Regions from separate parts of the Homo sapiens genome. Here region 1 is linked to region 2. A link is an interaction called in ENCODE POLR2A ChIA-PET data of the cell type or tissue named here. Cell type or tissue: Caco-2. All regions are shown on one strand. Links, peaks and the distances in the headings refer to the core of each region. The heading gives the core; the rest is flanking DNA. Region 1 overlaps MACF1 (microtubule actin crosslinking factor 1). Region 2 holds the start of BMP8A (bone morphogenetic protein 8a).

Region 1 (2,904 bases), core at 128-2,627, 120 kb after region 2:
AATGTAGTATCTGGGGCTTTTTCCTCATAAGTAGGGACATCTGTTCTGTATATACTCCCTAGTGTTTTGAAAAGCATTAAGAGACCATCCTTCTGATTTATTTATTCATTTATCAAATATCTATTGAACATTTACTATATGACTGGCACCATGCCAAACACTGGGGTACAAAATAGAATTATGATACAATTTCTAAAACCAGAAGCTCAGATTATCAATTGCATTATAATGTGATAAATGCTATTACAGTATTATGGACAGTCTGTGAATTCCAAGAGCATAAGAGGAGTTCTATCTAATTCTGCCTAGAGGAAGGAAAGCTCTGAATTAAGATAATGGCTGGGCATGGTGGTTCACACCTGTAATCCCAGCACTTTGGGAGGCTGAGGCGGGCAGATCACTTGAGGTCAGGAGTACAAGACCAGACTGGCCGACATGGTGAAACCCCGTCTCTACTAAAAATACAAAAAAAAAATTAGCCGGGCGTGGTGGCAGGCACCCGTAATCCCAGCGACTCAGGGCGCTGAGACGGGAGAGTTGCTTGAACCTGGGAGGCAGAGGTTGCAGTGAGCCGAGATCATGCCACGGCATCCCAGCCTGGGTGACAGAGTGAGACTCCGTCTTAAAAAAAAAAAAAAAGCAAAGAAAGATAAGAGTTTGCCAGATGGACAAGAGGGAACAACATGCATATAAAGATAAAAAAAGAAATGGTAACTAGAGGATAAATAAGGAGCTAGATATTGAGATACAGAAAAATACATAGAATCATAGGCTATACTTTGCATTTATTAAGGAAACTTTATATTGGGTTTGAAATCAAAGATCCAACTACCACAGAAATCCGTCAGGAAACAATGGCATTTGCTCTAAGACAAAAATACCACATCACGTTAAGTCTCCAAGATGTCTCCTGCCATAGTTGTAGGATTTTACTCCTTTCAGAGAAAGGACACCATTCTAGCCTTCATTGCCCTCCTCCATACTGAATATCCCTGACAATCTACTTAGTTTGCTTTTGACTTTAAGCTGCAGAGAAAGGCACAGAGCTCTACTCATATTGCCTAATTTCAAACTGACCCTTGGTCACTGCTTGTCAGTTCTTTAATTAATCACTCTTTTTTTTTTTTTTTTTTTTTGAGACAGAGTCTCACTCTCTATCACCCAGGCTGGAGTGCAGTGGCACCATCTCAGCTCACTGCAACCTCCACCTCCCAAGTTCAAGCAATTCTCTGCCTCACCCTCTTGAGTAGCTGGGATTACAGGCACCTGCCACCACGTCCAGCTAATTTTTGTATTTTTCGTAGAGATGGGGTTTCACCATCTTGGCCAGGCTGATCTTGAACTCCCGACCTTGTGATCCACCCGCCTCGGCCTCCTAAAGTGCTGGTATTACAGGCGTTGAGCCACTGCGCCTGGCCATTAATCACTCTTGATTCCAAAGAGCCACAGTCCCCAAACTATGGCTTTACTCACAGAATATTTTACATTTTTGAGGAAAATACAGTGACATCTGTTGAACACCATATGAACAACTACTAAGTTGTTTGGACCTAACTTCTTAGCAAGTAGAAGTATTAGGAGTTTTTTTTTGTTTCTGTTTTTTTTGGCCTTGAGGTGCCATGACAAATTTCTTAAAACACCATGGGCACTGTGAAACAAAAATGTTGGGAAAGCTCTGTCCTAGGGAATTCCCAACAGCAAATGCTCCTGGCACTCACTCTGTGAAAGCAATCAAACGCTTTTCTTTCATCTGCTCAGGATGAAGTATGCTTTACTGAGAAAATAAGGATAAGTGCATGACAGTTAGTCAGAGGCATATTTGGCTTATTTCAACAAAAGGAAGACATAGGTTAGAGGTGTAAGCAGAGGCTGGATAATTACGGATCAAAGACAGTACAGAAGGGATTTTGCAGGGAATGGGAGGAAGGTTGGTCCCATCCTTGAAGGTACCTTCCAACCATCTGATTCTAGCTTTTCCTTTACTAGCTGAAGTAGTACTAGTTCTTCTATCCTCAATTTCCTGATCATATTATCTGGTTACTTGCTCAAATATATTTGTCTAATTCTCAAACATACAAAGAGAGTGTATGCTTCTCAAGGACTGTATGGGTAGATGGTTATCATATGAAGAAAACGTAGGAATTTCTGTTCTGATGCAGACTGACAACTTGGATTTCTCATACATTTCCCCACCACAGCTGGAGACCAGTTAATACAAGTATTCAAACCAGTGCCTAGCCCAATTCTTGGAGTCCCTTTGTTCACCTACCTTCAGGTGTTCAATCTGCTTTTCTAACTCTTTAGCACTCATAGAAGTTTCCGTAGGTGGAATACTCCCTTCAGTTTCTTTCAACCATTTCTGGAAGGTCCTGACCAGCTTCCGGAATTCATCCAACTGTTCCTGGCAAGATGATGCATCTTTCTCTCTGTCAATGAAGCAGTTTTGTTACTTGCCAGACTAAGTTTTATAAAGTCAACTTGAGCTAAGAGTAGTTCATTCTGTGACTCCAGACATCAGTTACCTAACATGGCCTTTCTTTCTCATAATCTTTTCCATAGCAGGTTTGGCTGAACAACCGCATATAACATTGAAGCGTACCAAACTCAGGAATATATTGCCCTTGTTTGGACATTTCTGGGGAAAGAGGTCTTCAATCTTACTCTAGGCTAAAGTGAAAGTGAGAAAAACTAAAGGGAGGCTGCTATTTAGGTACTGTGATACAATGGAAAGAATGCAGGCTTTGGATCTCAATTCCGGCCCTGCTACATTTTAGCTATTTGACTCTTTCAAGGACCAATTCAAGTGCTGATTGCTTTAGCAAGGAAGGTGCCGAAACTGAGGCTCACAGAAGTTAGGTGATTAGTTCTAGATTAATGATGCCAATGAATAAACTAAATCAAAAG
Region 2 (2,904 bases), core at 144-2,643:
AGCTGCCCACTGGGCCATTCCACAGGACCGGACACTCACCCTATACCAGGCCACATGCTAAGTGCAGGGCCCAGGGTGACAAGGCCACAGTCCCTGCCCCAGCGAGCTGAGTCTGCTCCTTCCCCAGCCGCTCCCCTGACAGCCGCACCCCACCCAGGCTCCGCACAGGGAAGAGCCTGCTGTGGACTCAGGGCACGCGACTCAGCTCTGGTCACTCCGATGATGTGACCACAGGTTTCCACGCTGAACTTTGTCCCTCTCCTCAGTACTGTCCTTATCACAGTGACAGCATCCCGGCCTCTGTTTACTCACCTGTCTCCCCAGGACCAGGCTGTCTTCCCGGGGCAGCCCAGGTGGGCAAAGACATCACCTAATTCTTACTCCTGGGTGTGTCTGGGGCAGGGTGAAGGCAGCGCCTGGGAGTCCACAGTCCCCCACACTCTGCTCCTGACCACCCCGCAGCCCAGGGGGCCCCCATGACCCTTAGACCTTCCCTAACCACGGCGGTCCCACTCCCCTGTGGTTCGCGTCCACCGTCTGTGATTCCCCGTTCGGCCAGGGCCCGGCACCGCCCGCGGATGCGCGCCCCTCCCCTGCAGCCAGCTTACTCCGAGGGTCCCCGCGCGGGCGGCCGCACTCACCCATGTTGACGAAGCTCATGACCAGGTCGGCGCGGCCCAGGCGCTGCTCCGCGGGCGCGCCGTCCTCGTCGTCGTCGCCAGCCATGGCGTGGTACAGGTCCAGCATGAAGAGCGGCGCGGACGCGGGCAGCCGGGAGGCGGCGGGTGGCGCGCGGGGCCGGGGCCGCCCGGGTAGCCCGAGCACCGCCAGGATCTCGCGCTGCACGTCCCGGCGCTCGCGCGCGCCCAGACGTCGCTGGGGACAGCCGGGCGGGGGTCGCAGGCCGGGGCCGCCCCCGCCCAGCGCGCACAACGTCAGGCCCAGAAGCCAGAGCGGTCCGGGGCGCGCGGCCATGGCGGGCCGGGGGCGCTCAGCGGGCGCACATCAGCTCCGCCGCCGCCCCTGGGCCCGGGGACGCCCCGACGGCGAACGGGGAGCTGAGTTCGGCGAGCAGGGGGCGGGGCTCGGCGGGCGGCGTCTGCGGCCTCAGCGCGGTCCCTGGAGCGCCCCCCGCGCGCACCTGCCCCGGCTCCGGGACAAGCGGACGCTGACGCGGACGCAGACGCCAACGCTTCGAGGCCGGGGCTGTTCTGAGGGCTGGGACTGTCAGCCAATCCGTCTGTCGCCGCCGTTCCCACCAGTCCGGCTGTGGCTGCGGTCCGCGCAGCGCAGGGGCGACCGGCGAGCTCCGGCAGCGACCCGGGCGGCGCGATTCCCGCGAGTCCTTGCCCCGGCTCAGCCGTCTGTGCCGCCCGCCCACCCCCGGGACTGACCAATGGGGGCGCGGGGGCGGGGCCTGGGCGCGGAGGCCGCGCCCGCTAGGAGCCCCGGGCGGCGGCAGGTGTTGCGGGTGGGGCGACCCCGAGGTGCGACCTCGGCGTGGCTGGCGGTTGGTCCGGGCGAGGAGCCCGCAGCCTGGGCGTCAGCGTGGTCAGGGCCGTCGTGGCTCCCGCCGCGGGCCTCGGCGCAGAGATCCTAAGGCCGCGGCGCCGTCCCGGTCCCGCCAGTGGTGCCACCCGGCTGCCTCGCCGTGGTGTGCCGTGGTCGCCACCGGGCCCGACACGCGGCCGTAGCCCCGTCTGGAGAGCCGGGCGGTGCCAGCCAAGCCCCGCGGGTGGGGCCTGTTCCTCTGCCCGCAGCAGCCGGCCCGGGTTCCGGCCACCGCGGCCCCTCACCGCCTCCTGGCGCCTTCCCCGTGGCCCCTGCATGCGCTTCTGCGGGCGCCTCCTTCTCGGCACCTGCTCGGCTGCTTCTCCCTGCGTCCCCCACCTGGCTCCCGCGTGAGCCCAGGCAGCGCCCCAGTCGGGCCGCCCCCGCCAGCCCTAGCTGTGCGCCCTGCGTCCCCGGTACTGATCCAGCTTTGCGGAGGAGGCTCCGCCTCCTGCCTCCAGCTGGGCCAGAAGCTCTGGGGCCCTTCCCGAGCACTCGGGAGCCACCTGTGCACATCTTCTCAGTCCCCACGGCCCCGGTGCAGGCCTGCCAAGAGAAGGATCCCCGCGGAAACGTCTCGACTGACTCAGTCCCTTTCTGCACACCTGCTCTTCCCTGGGCGCGCTCTCGCCTTACTTATTCCTGTGTGGTTCAGGCGCTGCGGAAGGAGAAGGCACCTAGACTGCACTGGGAAGGCTCCTGGAGTTGACCTGGAGCGCCAGGAAAGGTCAGTGGAGGAAAGTGCTCCAGGCAGAGGGAATAGCTTGTGCCAAGGCCCTGAGACCCCGGCTGGGGAGCCTAATAATGGCAACAGTCAGCACTTGCCACGCCAAGGCATGTTCTGAGTGTGTGTCTCGTGTCATTTCTGTGATGCTCGCACATCGTTAGGGGGTACATACCACTGGAACCTCCTCTTTTAATAAATGAGGAAACTGAGGCACACGGCGGTTAAGGGACTTACGCCAGGTCACACAGCAGTGGAGCTGCGCTCGGGCAGGGGGGCAGTGGAAACTGGAGAGCCCAGGGGGCAAACGGCGGAGGCTGGAGGGGCTGGCAAGGGAGGCACCGCAAAGGGCCTCACAGGGGCTAGACGAGGGCCCTGGGCACCAGAGATTATGGTGCCCCGCCATGTGGATTGAAGATTAAACCTCGAAGCAAGTGTATAATGCCCCCAAAAATCACATTTGGAAGTCATCACTTCAATAAAATTTTCTACAACAAATTCTTAATCTAAATAGTCATTTGCTGGTGCCTTAAACACACGCCTAGTTTGTCTTTTACCCAACAGGTATATTTCCACACTGCTCGTAAATTTTCTGCGCGGTCCCCAGAGCGCCCCCCATGAGGCACCTG

Evidence for each region. Peaks named below come from ENCODE experiments on the same cell type or tissue, not always from the same donor. Only the 100,000 strongest peaks of a DNase experiment are listed, where the experiment ranks them.
Region 1: POLR2A ChIA-PET joins it to region 2 with 7 read pairs; 2 of 35 experiments call an interaction of 5 or more read pairs at or near these places.

The regions. Positions count from the first base shown.
Region 1 is chr1:39,369,552-39,372,455 of GRCh38, reverse strand. MACF1 (microtubule actin crosslinking factor 1) reads right to left here. Exons shown (of 101, transcript NM_001394062.1): 51 at 2,270-2,426. Among named protein-coding and RNA genes, the nearest start is that of BMP8A, 120 kb to the left of the region's middle. In Caco-2, for the core only: no CTCF peak of the experiment used is centred there; no DNase peak of the experiment used is centred there.
Region 2 is chr1:39,490,063-39,492,966 of GRCh38, reverse strand. BMP8A (bone morphogenetic protein 8a) reads right to left here and starts at 1,331. Exons shown (of 7, transcript NM_181809.4): 1 at 642-1,331. The coding sequence starts at 975. LOC124904101 (a long non-coding RNA gene) reads left to right here and starts at 1,419. Exons shown (of 2, transcript XR_007065978.1): 1 at 1,419-2,278; 2 at 2,840-2,904. RefSeq lists silencers at 1,003-1,102, 1,203-1,832. In Caco-2, for the core only: no CTCF peak of the experiment used is centred there; DNase peaks (open chromatin) are centred at 240 and 1,386; H3K4me3 peaks cover 1,734 bases.